Regions from separate parts of the Mus musculus genome. Here region 1 is linked to region 2. Evidence: chromatin loops called from intact Hi-C (ENCODE). Cell type or tissue: gastrocnemius. All regions are shown on one strand.

The links. Hi-C counts contacts between places; a loop is a spot of excess contacts. Peaks named below come from ENCODE experiments on the same cell type or tissue, not always from the same donor. Only the 100,000 strongest peaks of a DNase experiment are listed, where the experiment ranks them.
Region 1: it touches region 2 in a loop (2.5-fold over the local background); 24 of 42 quality-filtered maps call a loop at or near these places.

Annotation. Positions count from the first base shown.
Region 1 is chr19:18,831,968-18,839,967 of GRCm38, reverse strand. It overlaps Trpm6 (transient receptor potential cation channel, subfamily M, member 6), which reads right to left. Exons shown (of 39, transcript NM_153417.2): 24 at 7,306-7,499; 25 at 1,863-1,995. Among named protein-coding and RNA genes, the nearest start is that of Gm41814, 86 kb to the right of the region's middle. In gastrocnemius, a CTCF peak has its summit at 4,778 (motif pointing right); a DNase peak (open chromatin) is centred at 4,769.
Region 2 is chr19:18,708,187-18,716,186 of GRCm38, reverse strand. It overlaps D030056L22Rik (RIKEN cDNA D030056L22 gene), which reads right to left and starts at 2,952. Exons shown (of 2, transcript NM_001374130.1): 1 at 2,528-2,952. The coding sequence starts at 2,863. In gastrocnemius, CTCF peaks have their summits at 2,596 (motif pointing right) and 3,141 (motif pointing left); DNase peaks (open chromatin) are centred at 2,622, 3,066, 5,120 and 7,876; H3K4me3 peaks cover 2,619 bases; H3K27ac peaks cover 2,531 bases.

The DNA of each region.
Region 1 (8,000 bases), 120 kb before region 2:
GTTGTATAAGCACAGCTGTCAAGAAACGGAATATGCAAGAGAAAGAAAGTAGATATGGCAATGGTCTAAAGATATTTTTGAGATAAATTCCAATTTTATGGGTCTATAATCACCATTTGATATTCATCATTTTCTCAAATATTAAATTTGATCTGAAGTTCCACCAGCTACCTAAACACATATTGACAGAAATATATTATCAACAGAAAAATACAGAATTTCATAAATATGAAATGTCTACTATAAGAAAGTTCCTATTGTAAATCTATTTTAAGTGAAGTTTCTACTGTAAGAAAGTTCCTATTGTAAGTCTATTTTAAGTGAAGTTGGGTTTAAGAAATCACATCTATCTATCTGATTTTGGGGCATCAGAAAAAAACATATATAATTAAACATTCTATAGTCAGTCTCATGTATATTCAAAAGTGAAGAGATATATTTAACTTGTGTCAATTTGCTTCTACTTGCAAGAACAATTCTGTTTTTAAAAGTGCAAAAGACCGTGTGCACGGTCCATACTGTAACTCAACGCTGTACATGTGAAATTATTACATTAACGCACCCACTAGGTTTCCTGACACATTCCCTTTCTCCAACACATCTGTCCTCTTCCCCCAAACTTCTGAATGGCTTTCCTACACCGCCCCCTTTCAGAAAGTTCAAGAACGGCAAGCCCCTTCAGCCACAGCCTTACCTCAAGCCCCTGTGTGCTCATGTCTCTACACTTATGAAGCCGGTCCTCTGCCCAGTTTCTATCCTGGCTTCGTGGAGTAAAACCCAGGCAGACCATTTCCAACACCACACAAATTTCTGTTGTCATCTCTATACACAACAATGACAGCTCTTTGTGTCCCCATGCCCCATCTCTGTCCCTTCGCTGTCAGCCCGCTCACCTAAGCTGTTTACTGCTGCTGCCTCAAGCTCTCCTGTTCTCTCCCCCAGAGCAGTGAAGGCATCTCCATCCCCACCACCAGCAAATGTCAACCAGGGCCTGCTAGAGAAGTCCACCCTCTCAGCTGCCTTCCCTGTGCTGGATCTCCAGCTGCTGCTGGACTAGCACACAACCTATGGGTGTCATTCTCTGAGAACATCGCTCTGCCATGTCACGTCCTGGCTATCCTAGAACTTGCTCTGTAAATCAGGCTGGATCTCAGAGAGATCTGCCTGCCTCTGCCTCTCCTGCCTCCTGCCTCCCGCCTCCCTCCTCCTCCCACCTCCTCCCGCCTCCTCCGCCTCCTCCCGCCTCCTCCTGCCTCCTGCCTCCTGCCTCCTGCCTCCTGCCTCCTGCCTCCTGCCTCCTGCCTCCTGCCTCCTGCCTCCTGCCTCCTGCCTCCTGCCTCCTGCCTCCTGCCTCCTGCCTCCTGCCTCCTGCCTCCTGCCTCTGCCTGCCCCTCCTGCCTCCTCCTGCCTCCTCCTGCCTCCTCCTGCCTCCTGCCCCTGCCTCTGCCTCTGCAGGGCTTGGATTAAAAGTGTGCACCTCTATGTGCAGTTCCTCATAGCTTTTGTTTTTTACTGACCAACATTAATGTATAGGTTTCCTCTGTCAGCTTACTTGAATATCCTGTCTTTTCTACTCCTTCATTTCCCTAAACCTTTCCATATACAAACGCTGGAATGTAAAGCCATCAGAAAGGAATTCTTGATTCCTAGTCACCACTTATCCCTTGGAATGCAAAGACTGTCTAGAATATAGTGACGTCCAATAAATAGATGGTGATTGCATAAACCTTATTGCGATACATGCTTCAAATTGAGCAGAACTCAAACCTATGGGGTTTGAAAGTAGGTCTATCTATTCTTTTACACATTTTAGGACGATCCTGATCTGGTAGCAGTTTAGGGATTAAAGAGATATTCTTTACCTTTCTGATGTCATTCGAATTTGTTCCTCAAAACTACAATTCAGACCTTCCGTCTTCTCGTGGAAATATTTTTCCACACACTGCTCTTCAAAATCATGAAGCTTTTTCAAGTCATCCTTAGTGAGATAGAGCTCTGTGGAAATAAGCATGACACATATGAAAGCCATTCTTGGAGAGCTGAGATGTAGTGTGTTTTTTTGCAGACATGGATTGTGTTCCCAGTGGCCCAGAGCTGAAGCTTCATCTACAGGTGAGGGTTAAATGGTGGGACCTTGGGGTGGTTGGATTGATGAAATGGTCACATCAAGCTTAGCCACTGCTAGCTAGCTATTCTCCCTCTCTCCTTCCTCACCCCTTCTCCTCACTTCCCTACACTACAGAAACCCATCCACCATGTTTTGATGTAACTCGAAGGCCATCACAAGAAGCTGATCAGAGGGAGACTACAGTCTTGAAATTCCAGCCTCCAAATACAGTAGAACCTTGAATGACAAAGCCACAGAACCAATGTGCTCACTTAGAAATCTGTATATTTATTAAACTTTGGTTTTCCAAAGACCTCTGTTAGCTAGACACTGTAGCAATAACAGAGGAGGTCAAGATGTCTTTACATGTATTATATGTGGTGAAATTGTGAGAAATCACTTTTTACCTTTGTTTAATTAGAAAATGGAGGGAGCTGGAGTTAGAGTTTAGTCTATAAATCACTTGCCATGCAAGCACGGAGACTGGAGCTTGACTTCCAGAACCCACATAAAATGATTTGATGTGGTGTGGGAGTAGCCCAGCACCAGGGAGGCAGACAGTGATGAGCATCCCAGGGCATTGGAGGCTGATGAACTGCTCATAGAGGCACCCTCAGAAGGTGGCTATGAAGTGTCCCAGTACTGCTACACTCCATACGGTGCGGTTGCAGTTTAATACTATATATTTATTTCCTTACACTTCTCTTGCCTGGAAGGGGTATTATTATGCTCTGTGATCATGATTCTGGCGAATTTTATGATTCTAAATGATAAAATATATTCTTGTCTATGCGATCACGAAATACATGAGGCTAGGTACTTAATAAAAGAGGCTTTCAATTGACCTTGGCATGAGCACGTTTTAACTCCTAATACATTTATAGAAGACTTGTGTATAGATTTCATTCTATGTTCTCATAGCATATCTAATTTTTTTCTGTGTGCATTTGTGTGCGTGTGTATTCATAGAGAAGATGAATATATAAGAGGGCACGTGTGTGCACATGTAGGCAAATGGCAGAGGTTGATAGTCTGGTGGTATCTCTGAAGTCCAGGTCTGTGAGAACACAGAACACGTCAACTAGTCTGCACTGAATGGCAGGAGTCCAAGCTATCTGCCTTGCTCTGCCTTCCCGGTGCTAGAATTAAAAGAATGCACCAGCATCCATGCCACTGTACGTGGGTTCTGAGACTCGAACTCAGGTCCTCATGCGTGCACAGAAAGCACTTTATAGACTATCATTCTAGCACCCTTTTTTTTCTTAATTTTTCTCAGATTTCTAGTTTAGATAGTTGGTATTTGAAATATTTTTGTTTCCTTCACTTTTGTCTGTTTTAAATTTATTTTATTGCATTGTTTGTTTGTTTGTTTGTTTGTTTGATGAGCCAGTCTCACTACGTAGCTCAGGCTGGCCTCAAACCTGTAGATATCCTCTCCTCCACCTCTCCATGTCTGGGATCACAGATGGGTGTCACAATGCCCAGCATGGTCTTTGTTTATTAATTATTATAACTCTTCAAAAGCGAAATTCTCCTATAAATGTATTTCTAGTTAAGACTTGCTTATTCAATGGTCAATTGCAAACCTCTTTTCTTAAGTACCTAGCCTCGTGTATTTTGTGATAGCAGTGTGATGTGTGCAAATGGCTTTTCTCCCAGTTGGACTAACAGGAAGGGTAGCTTATGGGACAGACATCCCAGCCTGTCACACTATGCTCCCTGAAAAGCAGTAGTACAAACATCTAAGAATACCAGATAACTCTTTCTTCTTCCTTCTTTAAAAAATGGTGAACATGGTGGACAGGCAGAAGCCTTCTTTTCAATATTTGAATAGTGTGCCATGTTTTCCTGTGTTAAACAAACTTCTCTATATTTATATGCAGCTGGAGAAAGAACACCGTTGTCTTTTTTCCCTGTTGCCTGCTTTAGCTATTAAAAGAGCGATAGGTAATCTACAGATGAAAATCGAATTTACAGGGGGCAGTGTGGGCTGATGCCATTGCAGCCGGTGTGAGGAAGTCCTGCCTCCTCAGCCTGAGCATGGACTGGGTGGCCCTCTTTCTTTCTGAGAACTACCAGCCAATAGTCAGTCAACACTGCACCCTTCCCGGAGTAACTAACTCTTTAAAGGACACCTCTCCTTGTGGTGCCAAGGCCAATGCAGGCTTTTATCAAACCCCAGCATTCAGATTTATACACTGCCCTGGTTCTCAGGGAATGGAACCAGAAATCACATTTAAGTGTGTTTCTAATATAGGAAATATCAAGAGGGCGTGATGTTGCTAAAGGAACAAACAGAAAATTCCTTCATAAGTGTCTTCACATAAGTAAGGAGGAAAATTAAATATTACTTCATAATTTACTAAAGCAATAGTTTCATTATTCTCCAATTAAACAACCAACGAGAAATTAGTTTTAAATTGAAAATGTGTGTAGTAATAAAAATTGTGTCACAACTAAAGCAAACAATATTTTGTGATTTATATGGCGTGAAGGAACCTTTTCGACATTAGAAAATAATGATAATCTCGCACAGCCCCCATTTTTGATGTCCTATAAGCATGAAGTTTTTCAGGACCAGGATGTCCACCCGCGCCACCAGCAGCAAATCTGCCCCCAAATTCCCAAAGGGAGCCAGCAACAGGTGCTGCTTGGAGTATGCAGTTCCTAAAACTATCCACGAGGTGGCACTGCTGCCCCATCTGTTGTCTACTCTACCTGGGAAAGGAAGCCCAGAGAATGTTTTAGAACTATGGGTGAACTTGCCTTGGTGCAAAAGCTTTGAATCCAGCACTCCAGTAGTTAACAGATGTAAAGGGAAAATCTCAGGACGCCACAACACCAAGTTCTCAGCACAGAAGGACAAGAAAGACAGAAGGCAGGGAATGAAAAGCAAAAGACAGGAGATAGAGAATGAAGGAGAAGGAAACAAGGAAGAGGGGGGACAGGTTTGTTTAATTACCAAAAACGCAAAGATTCGTAATATTTTCCTCAGGAGAAAAATACTAAAGTAATATCTCTTTGAAGTATGTTGTGTTGGGTGTTTTTTTTTTTTTTTTTTTTAAATCTAAGTGGCTGACTTGAATTTCAAAAAAAGAAAAAAGAAAGAAAGAAAAGTAATGACATCAACTTTGGCCTGGGATTATGTGGTCTCCATATACTTTGATCTTTGGTACTATGTTTTTTGTTCGTTTGGTTGGTTGGGGTTTTTTGTTTTGTTTTGTTTTCTTTCTTTTGTTTTTTGTTTGTTTGTTTTTTGTTTTTGTTTTTAGAGACAGGGTTTCTCTGTGTAGCCCTGGTTGTCCTGGAACTCACTCTGTAGACCAGGCTGGCCTCGAACTCAGAAATCCGCCTGCCTCTGCCTTCCAAGTGCTGGGATTAAAGGCGTGTGCCACCACTGCCCAGCCAGTACTATGTTTTTATGCGGAGACTCTTAGCACTGACAATTACACAATCGAAATCTATAGAAATTGAAGACCCTTAAGTATCCTTAAGTATCAAAAATCCAATCCAGATTAAATTCTTTATAAAATACACCACACACGCCCATCTCAACGTTGTGCAAATTAGCTTTGTCTTTAATAAATGGATACTTGAGGGTTTTCTAAATTTTATTGTGTATAGATACTTTGCATGCTTGTGTGTCTGTGTCCCACTGAGGCTGTAAGAGGTGTGAGACCCCTTAGACCTGGAGTTACAGATGGTTACGAGCTGCCACATGGGTGCTGGGCGTCATGCTCGCTAGGGTCCTCAGAGGGCAACCAGTGCTGCCATCTCTACACCCACCACCCCCTGGATTACTTTTATATCAATGGCTATGTGATCTGCTATCAGCTAATTCATGTGCACCTTATAAAGTTCTACAGGCCTTAGGGCCAACCTGGGGGATAAAACAAGTAAGCATCCTTGAATAAAACAGAACAGGAGCGCACATTTCCAGCTGTCTGTGCTTCACACTGCTTTTCCGAAAATAAGAAGCATCCTTTTTGTGCCCTCGTCTGATCTTAGGTGGTTAAGAGACCAGAGCTCTGATTCCAGTTTATCCGCTAGGCAAAGCTCGCTTCTCTGTTTCCCTGGATCCGAGACCCTTTGAATCACCTGTCTACACAGCAGGGCAATAAGCGAGGGTCAGGTGATTCTGCTAAGAGATACCCAGAGGAGTTCCCAGGTCAGCAGAGAAAACACAGGTTTTCTTGAAGTTCTAAAACCTTCACACATTCACGACATTGTCTCCCTGGCTCTGTTTCAGCATACCATTTAACTGTAAACGTATTTTTTTATTCTTCTGAAGTAATTGTTGTCTCAGAGGCTCATCACCTCAGTCTGCTAACAGAGGCCTAGTCCTGGACGCTTCCAGCCTCTGACAATCTTACTTTCTCAGCCTCGGAGACTTGTTCCTGAATAAGCTCACCCTGTCTAGGTCTCGATGGCCTGTTTCAGCTCAGCTGTTTCAGCTCAAATGCCTCTCCAAGCTGACTTATTCAATCTGGCTTCTCTCTTAGCCTCTGACTTTTTGTTCTGCTTGGCCTCATACTAACTTTGACAATATGTTCTAATCTTCTGGCTCCTTCTCATTCTCTGGCGGATTCTGTCTTCACCTGTGTCTAGCTTGTTCTCTTTGCAACCTGACTCTCTACAACTGCCCTGGTAAAACTGCCTTTTCCTCCTTCTCCTCTTCCTCCTCCTCCTCCTTCTTCTATCTCTCTGTCTGTCTCTGTCTCTCTCTCTCCATTCCCCACTACTCTTTTACATAGCTTACTTTTCCTCTCTCTTTTCATGAAAGTTGAACATATCCTATTCCATCAAATCTTTCTGGCTTTGTCTGATACTCAACTAGGCATCACTTTCAACGTGAGTGCTTCCTTCTACAAGCTAACTTTACCTTCACTGTTTGAGATTCAAGGTGTATACTAAGGACTGAGTCACACCACAACTAGAAACAGGTATTTTCAGGTAATTACAAAATCTTGGGGTTCACAGTGTGATCAAATATCCTGCGACATTTAACAGAGGCAAAAATAATCATGAGACCCCAGACAAAGGTGAGGGCTTGCAGCCAGTGTGTTCTCAGGACCTTCATGTGGGGACCTCACTAGAATTGCCAGTCTCCAGTGCCCCCACCCTTTATTCTCTTCCCTCCTTTATTCCCAGTGTCTGCCCTTTTCCTTCCTCCCTTCTGTTCCTCCAGAGAAACTTACTTAGCCCTCCGTCCCCCTCTTCCTGGTCCTGTGGGGCTGGGCGACAGCACAGACCTCGGAGGAGGAGACACAGGTGATTCAGCAGGATAAAGGGAGGAGGCAGCCAGGGCTTCTGGTGGTAGGTCATGATGTAGCGATAGCGGTTGTATTTCCAGAGCTTGTTCGAGATGGATTTTATATCTAAGTAAATGTTGCTGTAGGTGGAAGAAAGAGAGACAGAGAGAGAGAGAACATTTTAATATGGGATCCAAAATGTGACAGTTAGACCCTTTCTTCCAACTCGTCTGATTGGTTAACAGATAATCAGCAGCAGTTAGCCAATAACTATTATCCACTTAGGATTTTTTATTCCATCAAATAAAATACAGTAACCACTTTTTACAACAACAACAAAAAAATGTTCATTGGAACAGTGAAAAAATGCAGACACTGAAATCAGATATTAGGAAAATGGCAATATTTTAGGCAGAAAACAGAAACTGCCCTGTTGTGCTGTGTAAGGGGGCACCTTTGCCTCTCCTATGTGAAGCTCTCTTCCAGAATGTAACTCATCCTTTGCTGTAAACAAGTCTGATGCTCCCATGTGCTATTGACCTTATAAAGATATCCTTCACATGCCAAAAGCAGGAACTGATGAAATAATTCTAGCTAAAATATCTCAACAGAATCGTCTGAAGGAAGAAGACGTAGGAGAG
Region 2 (8,000 bases):
GTATGACTGATATAAACAGGTCTACCAAGCATTAAGCAGTTTACCTTAAATGATTACAAAATTACTTTAAGTAGTGATATTAAAACTGGCACAACATCCTCAAAATACTCCATGCAAAGAGAACTGCCCCGGAGCCTCACCAGGCTGACGGGTGCTAGTCTCAATCTGAGCCCCCTGGGTGGATCAAAGCCTTCCTACACTGGGTTAAGGTTATACTTGCTACCATAACACCTTCACACAGTTCACTGGAAACCACAATCAAGGTACATACTGTTGTAACAATGAAAGCCAAGTGAGGTTAACTTCAATCTTACTTGTCCCAATATAGCCAAAACATTGTTTCAACTTCAAAACTTAACAGTATGATGCACTCTTTTCAGAATGGAGAGTGTATCTTACACTTCTGGCGCTATCCACAAGTGGCTACCTGTCAATGCTCAGGGGCCACATGGCAACGTGGAGTCCAGGGAAAGCATCCTGCCACCTGCAGCAGCCCTGCAGTCAGCCTTGAAAGGCAGAAAGAATCAGTCTTTTGGGAATTTAATATTGAGATAAAGATACAATAAAGGCAAAAGACATAGGGTGGCGAGATGGCTCAGTACATACAGACACAGACACACACACAGACGGTAAAAACTGGAGAGAAACAGGTCAAGCCTGAATAACTGACAAAAATCGCTGACCCTACCTCATTACAAGCATAAATTAGGATCACTGTGAGAATTAAACATGAGCAGAGTAAATGCACACTATTGCTAGGTATCACACATCCTTAATAATGTGTCATTAACTATTTCTCTAGGAAAACATTTCTGCTGCTATTTAACCATACCATGCAATATTAGCTAAGCAACTGATCTGCATAAAGTTATACTGTTATTAAAAATGCAGCTTATATATAACACATATGCACTCTTGGCTCTGTCTACTTAAAAGTATATGTATACATTAAGGTATCCCCTCTCTATATACACATGTAAGTTGTGCATACACACACATGTGAGTGTTCGTATGAAACAATAAAGGTGACATCCTTAAGTCTGACAACACAAAGCAGGCAAGTACTGTGCTTGGAAAGAAGACACCTGTGGCACCATTTCCTACACAAGACTATCCATAGCGTTAGGGCAAGGATTTATGCCCTCATCTGAGCAAGCAGAAATCAGGCAGACACTGACACCAGTTTGCTTTTTGTTACATCCTTTTCTCCTGGATGATTAGCTCTTAAAACAAACCTTTGTCTTTGGAAGCTAGAAAAGATGGAGAATTCCTATCTTCTCAAGGTTCTTCAGAAGATAAGGAACTCAAGGAGCAGAGCTGACAGAACACTCCTGGGCCTCACGGTCTTCTGCTGGCTGCTACTAACAAGGGAAGACCAACAGGTCTAGCCAACTGTGTCTAAGCAAGGACTGGATGGTGTGGTGTCTGCTTACTGAACGCTCGCTCCCCTTGGCCAGTCAGTCTCTCTCATCACCTGTGCACATAAAGCTAGGGTGCCTGCAGTTACATCCAATACTTCTGCTTAAGAAACCAGTAACTTTCACCTAAAAACAGTGAGTGTAGTATTGAAAGATAATCTCCCTGAACGCCTTTAATCTCAGCACTCGAAAGGCAAGAGGAAATGTGGATCTCTGGGTTCGAGGCCAGCCTGGTCCAGGACAGCCAGGGCTACACGAAGAGAAAATTTCCGTTATCTTATCAACTTTGTTATAAAATAACTAGAAAAGGACACTGAGCAGACGCATGCCAAGGTGGCTGAGTTTGGCGAGCTCTAAGAATCACCCTTGCTTCTTCACCTCATGCTCCACCAACTTATGCAAGAACTGCTTTAAAGAAGGCTCTTGAGTCCCTAAGTCGGGCCAATGCTGTGCGATACATATATAGTATGGGTTATAACTCACTCGAAGGCCGGGCAGTGGTGGCCCACGCCTTTAATCCCAGCACTTGGGAGGCAGTGGCAGGCGGATTTCTGAGTTCAAGGCCAGCCTGGTCTACAGAGTGAGTTCCAGGACAGCCAGGGCTACACATAGATAAACCCTGTCTGAAAAAGCAAAACACTCACTTTAAGTTTTCTAGTCACGTGTCTAAAAATAAAATTAACAAACAGTACACCCAATATGCGGCAAGTTGCTTCGTGTGTAACACAGTTCAGAACCCGACCCTTTATCTTAAAACATATTTGGCGCTCCTACTCTTCTTACACTTAAAACACATAAGTTTGGTCAAGTTATATTTCTAGTGTATTCTGTCTGATCACATGGCTAGCGGCTACCAAAACAAAGCAGCGGAGAGGACAGTGAGTCCAACAATCCATTCTCACAGCACTGAACATTAGGAGTTAACAGGTCCTCTGATGAATGCTACTGGAAAGCATGCTAGAAGTTCTACAGCATTCCCCATCAAATTAAACGCCTCTCTCCCGTTGGTCACTGAGCTGACCCTCTAGGGTCCAGCCCGTCTGGCCCACTCGATGGCCCGACTTCCGCGGCCTGGCACCGAGCTCCGGGCTAGTGAGTAGCGGACCTACCTGGCTGTGCACCCCGTCGGCTACCTGCGGGCTGCCCGCGCTTTCTACTCTGTCGCCGCCGCCCGCGGCCCGGGGTTCCTCCTGCTCGCCAGGAGGTGGCTCTCCGGGCTCCCGGCTACAGCCCTGCAGCTCCTGTCTGTCGTCCCCGCCGCCGCGTCGCTTGCGGGGCGCAGACGCAGGCTCCGCCATGATCCCCGCGTCCCCCTGGCGCTTGAGGGGCCGAGCCGTCCCAGACGGCGGGACCCAGAGCGGCGGCTCCTCGGGGAAGTCGCTGAGCAGGAGCCGCTTCCAAGGCACGCGGAACGTGAGCGGCTCAGCCGCACGCCGCTTGGCCATGGGCCAGGGACGAGGGTCGCGCGGGCGGCGGGCGGAGGGCGAAGGGCAGCGCAGAGCTCGGCTGTCCCGAGGGCGGACGAGACGTTGTGGGGGAGCCACCGCGCAGCGCCGGAGTTTCGAACCTGCGCCGTGATGCGCGCGCACCTGCGCCCATCCAGCACAGCCGCTGGTTGGTGGAGGCTCGCGGTTCGCGTTCCCGAGCGCCCTTGCGGCCGGAAGTGCGCCCTCTGAGGGGGCGGGGCATGGGGATGTGGATGGAAGGAGGCCGCTACCCCCTGGCGGCCTTCTTTTGACTTGCACGGTTGTTCGCATTCCCCTGTGTGTGCGCCTCTCGGTCCCCAAGCGAGGACTCGGGCAGGAGCGGCCGAAAGACTCCGCGGCCTCAGAGGTCCCAGCGGCAAGTGCGCTGGGGCCCTTTCCTCTGTGCTGCGATCCTGGGGCGGCGGAAGTGTCTGCTTAGCCCGCAGCGGCCTGCAGGTTCCAGGACCTCTCCAGTGGGTGGTGTCTTGGCAGAAAAATGTAAACCGTGGCAGAAATAAGTCCGTACTTTTTTTTTTTTTTTTTTTTTTGGTAAAAAGCAAAAAGTAACTAAAGGATAGGGTGCTTGCCTACCATGCCCAAGGCCTTAGATTCTATCCCCAGTGCTGCAAGGATAAGGAGAAAACGCAGTAACCAAACAAAACTAAGGAAAAAACAAAACAAACAAAAAGAAACCAAGCCCATCAACGCTCCGGAGAAACATTCTTTCTAGGGCATGGTAGAGCTGTTTTAGCTGATAGGTACTGTGTATGGGTGTATTTATGAATATGCGCCATGTGCATGCTTAAATATCTCTAGATGTAGTTGTAAGCCATCTACACAGAGAAACTTCCTTCCAGCACTGGGGATTGAACCTACGGCCTTGGGCATGGGAGGCAAGATCTCTATCCTTGAGTTACTTTTTGCTTTTACCGAAAGACTAAAATACTGGCTCAAACAAACCCATCACGGTTTGCATTGGTGGGAGGACAGCAAATAACCAACAAGCACAAACAGCGTTATCGGTAGTGTACAGAAAGTTCTGTTTGATCGCTCCATTTCCTGTTTGCACTTGGTAATTCTTCCACCTGGAACAAATGATAAATTCGCCATTGCCATTTTCACACTAGTGACACAGATGATTTGTTGTGCGGAGACCATGTTCCAACACAATAGAATACAACATGGGCAGGTGTGTTCCTTCTGTTCTCCAGAATCTTGCTGCCCTCCCCCCACCCCGCCCCTCATTCCTTGTGATACTTAGCATTATGTACACAAGGTAGTATAAAGCATATGCATAGCTAAAATGACCGTAACACGCAAGTGTCCCTGCCTGGCTTCAGAAGGGAAAGAGCATCTGTGTGCCTCTTCACTGTCCCGTTTCTCTTTCCTGTCCCCAAGTAGTCTTGTTTCGGACCATGAATTACTACTTCTTTGTAATTTCCCCCTCAGTCCACTCACTTATCTGTATTTCTAAGATGCTTTTTTGGATTTGCTAATATTTTAAGATATACTAAGATCTAGCTGACATACAATACGCTGCTTATTTTTAGACGTGGCATTTTGCCATACATACACATGCGCCTGCGAAGACATGAGAGTGCATCGCCTTAAAAGCTTTATCTTAAAAGTGGTTTGGAAAACCTTTAGTCCTAGCACTCGGGAGGCAGAGGCAGTCTGTGAGTTCTTGGCCAGTCTGGTCTACAGATCTAGTTCCAGGATAGTCACGGCTACACAGAGAGACCCTGTCTTGAAAAACAAAATCTATAAATGCTAAGAGCATTGTTCAAAAATGCGTTGTACAGATTTATTACAAAGTGTTTTTCTGAATGCTTTTTATAGCACCAGAGGTTGTTTATTATTATTATTATTATTATTATTATTATTATTATTATTATTATTTTGCATCCTCATCAGCAAACAATATGGCCAATGTGAAATGGTATCTCATTGTGGCCTCAATTTGCATCTCACCCAATCAGTGAAGCTGGACATGTTTTTTTGTTGTTGTTGTTTTTTTGGTTTTTTTTTTTTTTTTTTTTTTTTTTGTATTTATAGATTTTTGGTTTTGGTACAGGAATCCTTGTTAATTGTTGTAGCTTCCCCTAGCCTTGAGTAGGCTGGCTTTGACCTTGCTGCCAAAGAGTAAGAGACCACCTGGGGTGGAGCCTCCGATTTAGATGGCTCTATTGTTCTGTCACGTGTCACTGCTCTTCTCCAAGACACTGCTACCTGCTGAGAGGCCCTGGAGATATTCCGCAGACAGCATCTAGACATTACCTACAGACTGGCAACAGGCATCAAGAATGGATTGGCGGGCCGGGCATTGGTGTCACATGCCTTTAATCCCAGCACTTGGGAGGCAGAGGCAGATGGATTTCTGAATTCGAGGCCAGCCTGGTCTACAAAGTGAGTTCCAGGACAGCCAGGGCTATACAGAGAAACCCTGTCTGGGGGGGAGGGGAGGGGGAGGGAAGGATTGGCGGGGCATGGGCCTCCCCTCTTTATAAGCACAGACTCTTAGTAAACTTTGGGGCCTTGAACAGACATGTCTTGGCCTCCATTATTTCTCTTGTCATTTCCTTCCATACAGTTCCGGCCTCCCACACAAGAACCCAGTTAGTGTGGCTGCAGGCAGCTTACAATAGTTAATATTGTTCTTTGCCAAACAAATTCTACACTTATATGTGTTTCAAATGACCAGTCCTGTTTTTCTTTGGGTTTAGTCTGCTATAAGGTTGATCCTTTACCATTGGGGCCTCAAGATCACCTGAACTAAAGTGCCTGGTGGCCCAGGCTGGATGGCTACACGTCGGTTAAGGCATAGTGCATCTTTAAAAACTAGACCAGATGTCCTTTTTCTCTGGTTTGTGAGAACCTTTTTATTTAGTATCCTAGAAAAATTCGATTTGGTGTTAGAAATATCAACTTCTTGCTGGAGAGATGGCTCAGTGGTTAAGAGCACTAACTTAACTACTCTTCCGGAGGTCCCGAGTTCAAATCATCCATAATGAGATCTGATACCTTCTTCTGGTGTGTCTGAAGACAGCTACAGTGTACTTACATATAATAACAAATAAATCTTTGGGGCGGAGTGAGCTGAGCCGGAGCAAGCAGAGGTCCTGAGTTCAATTCCCAATAACCATCTGTACAGCTACAGTGTACTCATACACATGAAATAAATAAGTCTTTAAATACAAAAATACCACCTTCTACTAATCTGTGTCTTTTATTTTCATTTTATGGTGAATTATTCGACTTTATTTGTGAGACAAGTTCTTAATATATATCCCTGGCTGGCCTGGAGTTCTCTAAATAGGCCAGGTTGACCGCACATTGATCTACCTGCCTCTGCCTCCTGAGAACTGGAATTAAAGGTGTGAAATAAGACTTAACTTTCCTTTCTTTTCTTTCTTTCTCTTCCTCTCTTTTTCTTTCTTTCTCTTCCTTTCTTCCTTCCTTCCGTTCTTTCCTTTTTTCCCCAAGACAGGGTTTCTCTGTATAGTTCTGCCTATCCTGGAACTCACTTTGTAGACCAGGCTGGCCTCGAACTCAGAAATCCACCTGCCTCTGCCTCCCGAGTGCTGGGATTAAAGGCACGCACCACCACGCCCCGGCTCCATTCTTTCTTTTATGTATGCGAGTACACTGTTACAGTCTTCAGACGCACCAAAACTGGGCATGGGATCCCATTACAGATGGTTGTGAGCCACCATGTGGTGGCTGAACTCAGAACCTCTGGAAGAGCAGTCAGTGCTCTAAACTGCTGAGCCATCTTTCCAGTCCTTTATTTTTATAGTGCATTCATTACCTTGATTATGTCTGCACATGTAATGCCACAGCACAGTACACATGTGGAAGCCAGAGAACAAGCTGTAAAAGGTGTTTTCTCCTTCCATCTTTTGAGTCCCAGGGATCAAATTCCGTTGCTCATACCCAGTGGCACATTCCTTAACCCATGGAGCAATCTTATTAGCCCGCATGGCTTAATTTTAATATAGTAAAATAGATCTTCATGTCTTAGTTTGCCTGCCTAAACATTTACTTTTGTCTAAACATTTTATAGTGTCCTACTTGTCTTTCCATTCTTAAGGCCTTCATTCACTTGGAATCAGTGTGTGCACACGTATGTCTGAATGCGGAGAGGAAGGTCTGAGTCCCCTCTCCCCATCTGGGATGATGGCCTTGCTTATTGTGCAGTTCCTACTCCATGCTAAAGTGAAATTTACAGGGTTGGCTACTCTCTAGTCAGCTCAACTATTCTCTTTGCAATTATGTCTCAGTAAATGGTATCTACATGGTTACATCTTAATAAGCAGGTTTGACAGTAAAAGTACTCACTTCCAAGCCGAAGAACCTGAGTCTAATCCTTGTGACCAGGATAATGGAGAAAGAAGACTCTAGCAAGATGTCCTTTGATCCACGCTGTGTGGCAAACTCAATGCACACTAAATTTTGTCAAGAGGTTTTGATAGCTGTAGAACAATCCTTGACGTTTTTTCAGTATTGTCTGCACTGCCTTAGCTCCTGGCTCTTCCATATGGAACCATCTCTAGTATTTCTGTTGGGTCTTTTGAGTTACAGTGGAATTACAGATAAGTCTGGGGAGAATTTTCATCTTTGCAGTATCAAGTCACTCCTTATTCAAGAGCTCTATTTAGATTTTTAAATGTCCTTCATTAGAATCTTATACTTTTGCCCATGTCTTTATAAGACCTTGAAAGTAGCACATGTGGTTACTTTGTCCTGAGGTGGACCAATCTACTGAGTCAAGGAAATGAGTCCACTTCACCTGCTTAGTATACTTTATTCATTGTTCTCTATTTTCCATTTCTCTGTCTGATTTCTGTTCAGTTTGTTGTTTGTTTTGTTTTTTCTTCTTCTTCTCTAGTTTTTTCTCATGGAGCCTAAAATTGAGTATAGCCTTTCTGATTGTTAGCCCAAGGTTACCTCAATTCACTGAATTGCTGAAGCAGGTGCTAGGACTGTGGGCACACAGCAGGACCAGCTGTCTTCTTTTTCAATACTAACATGCAAGTTGTAATTCTCCCAGTACTCCAGCCTCAGCTACAGTCTGCAATTTCTGGTATGTTGTTTTTATTGTTCTTGAGGTTTGAAA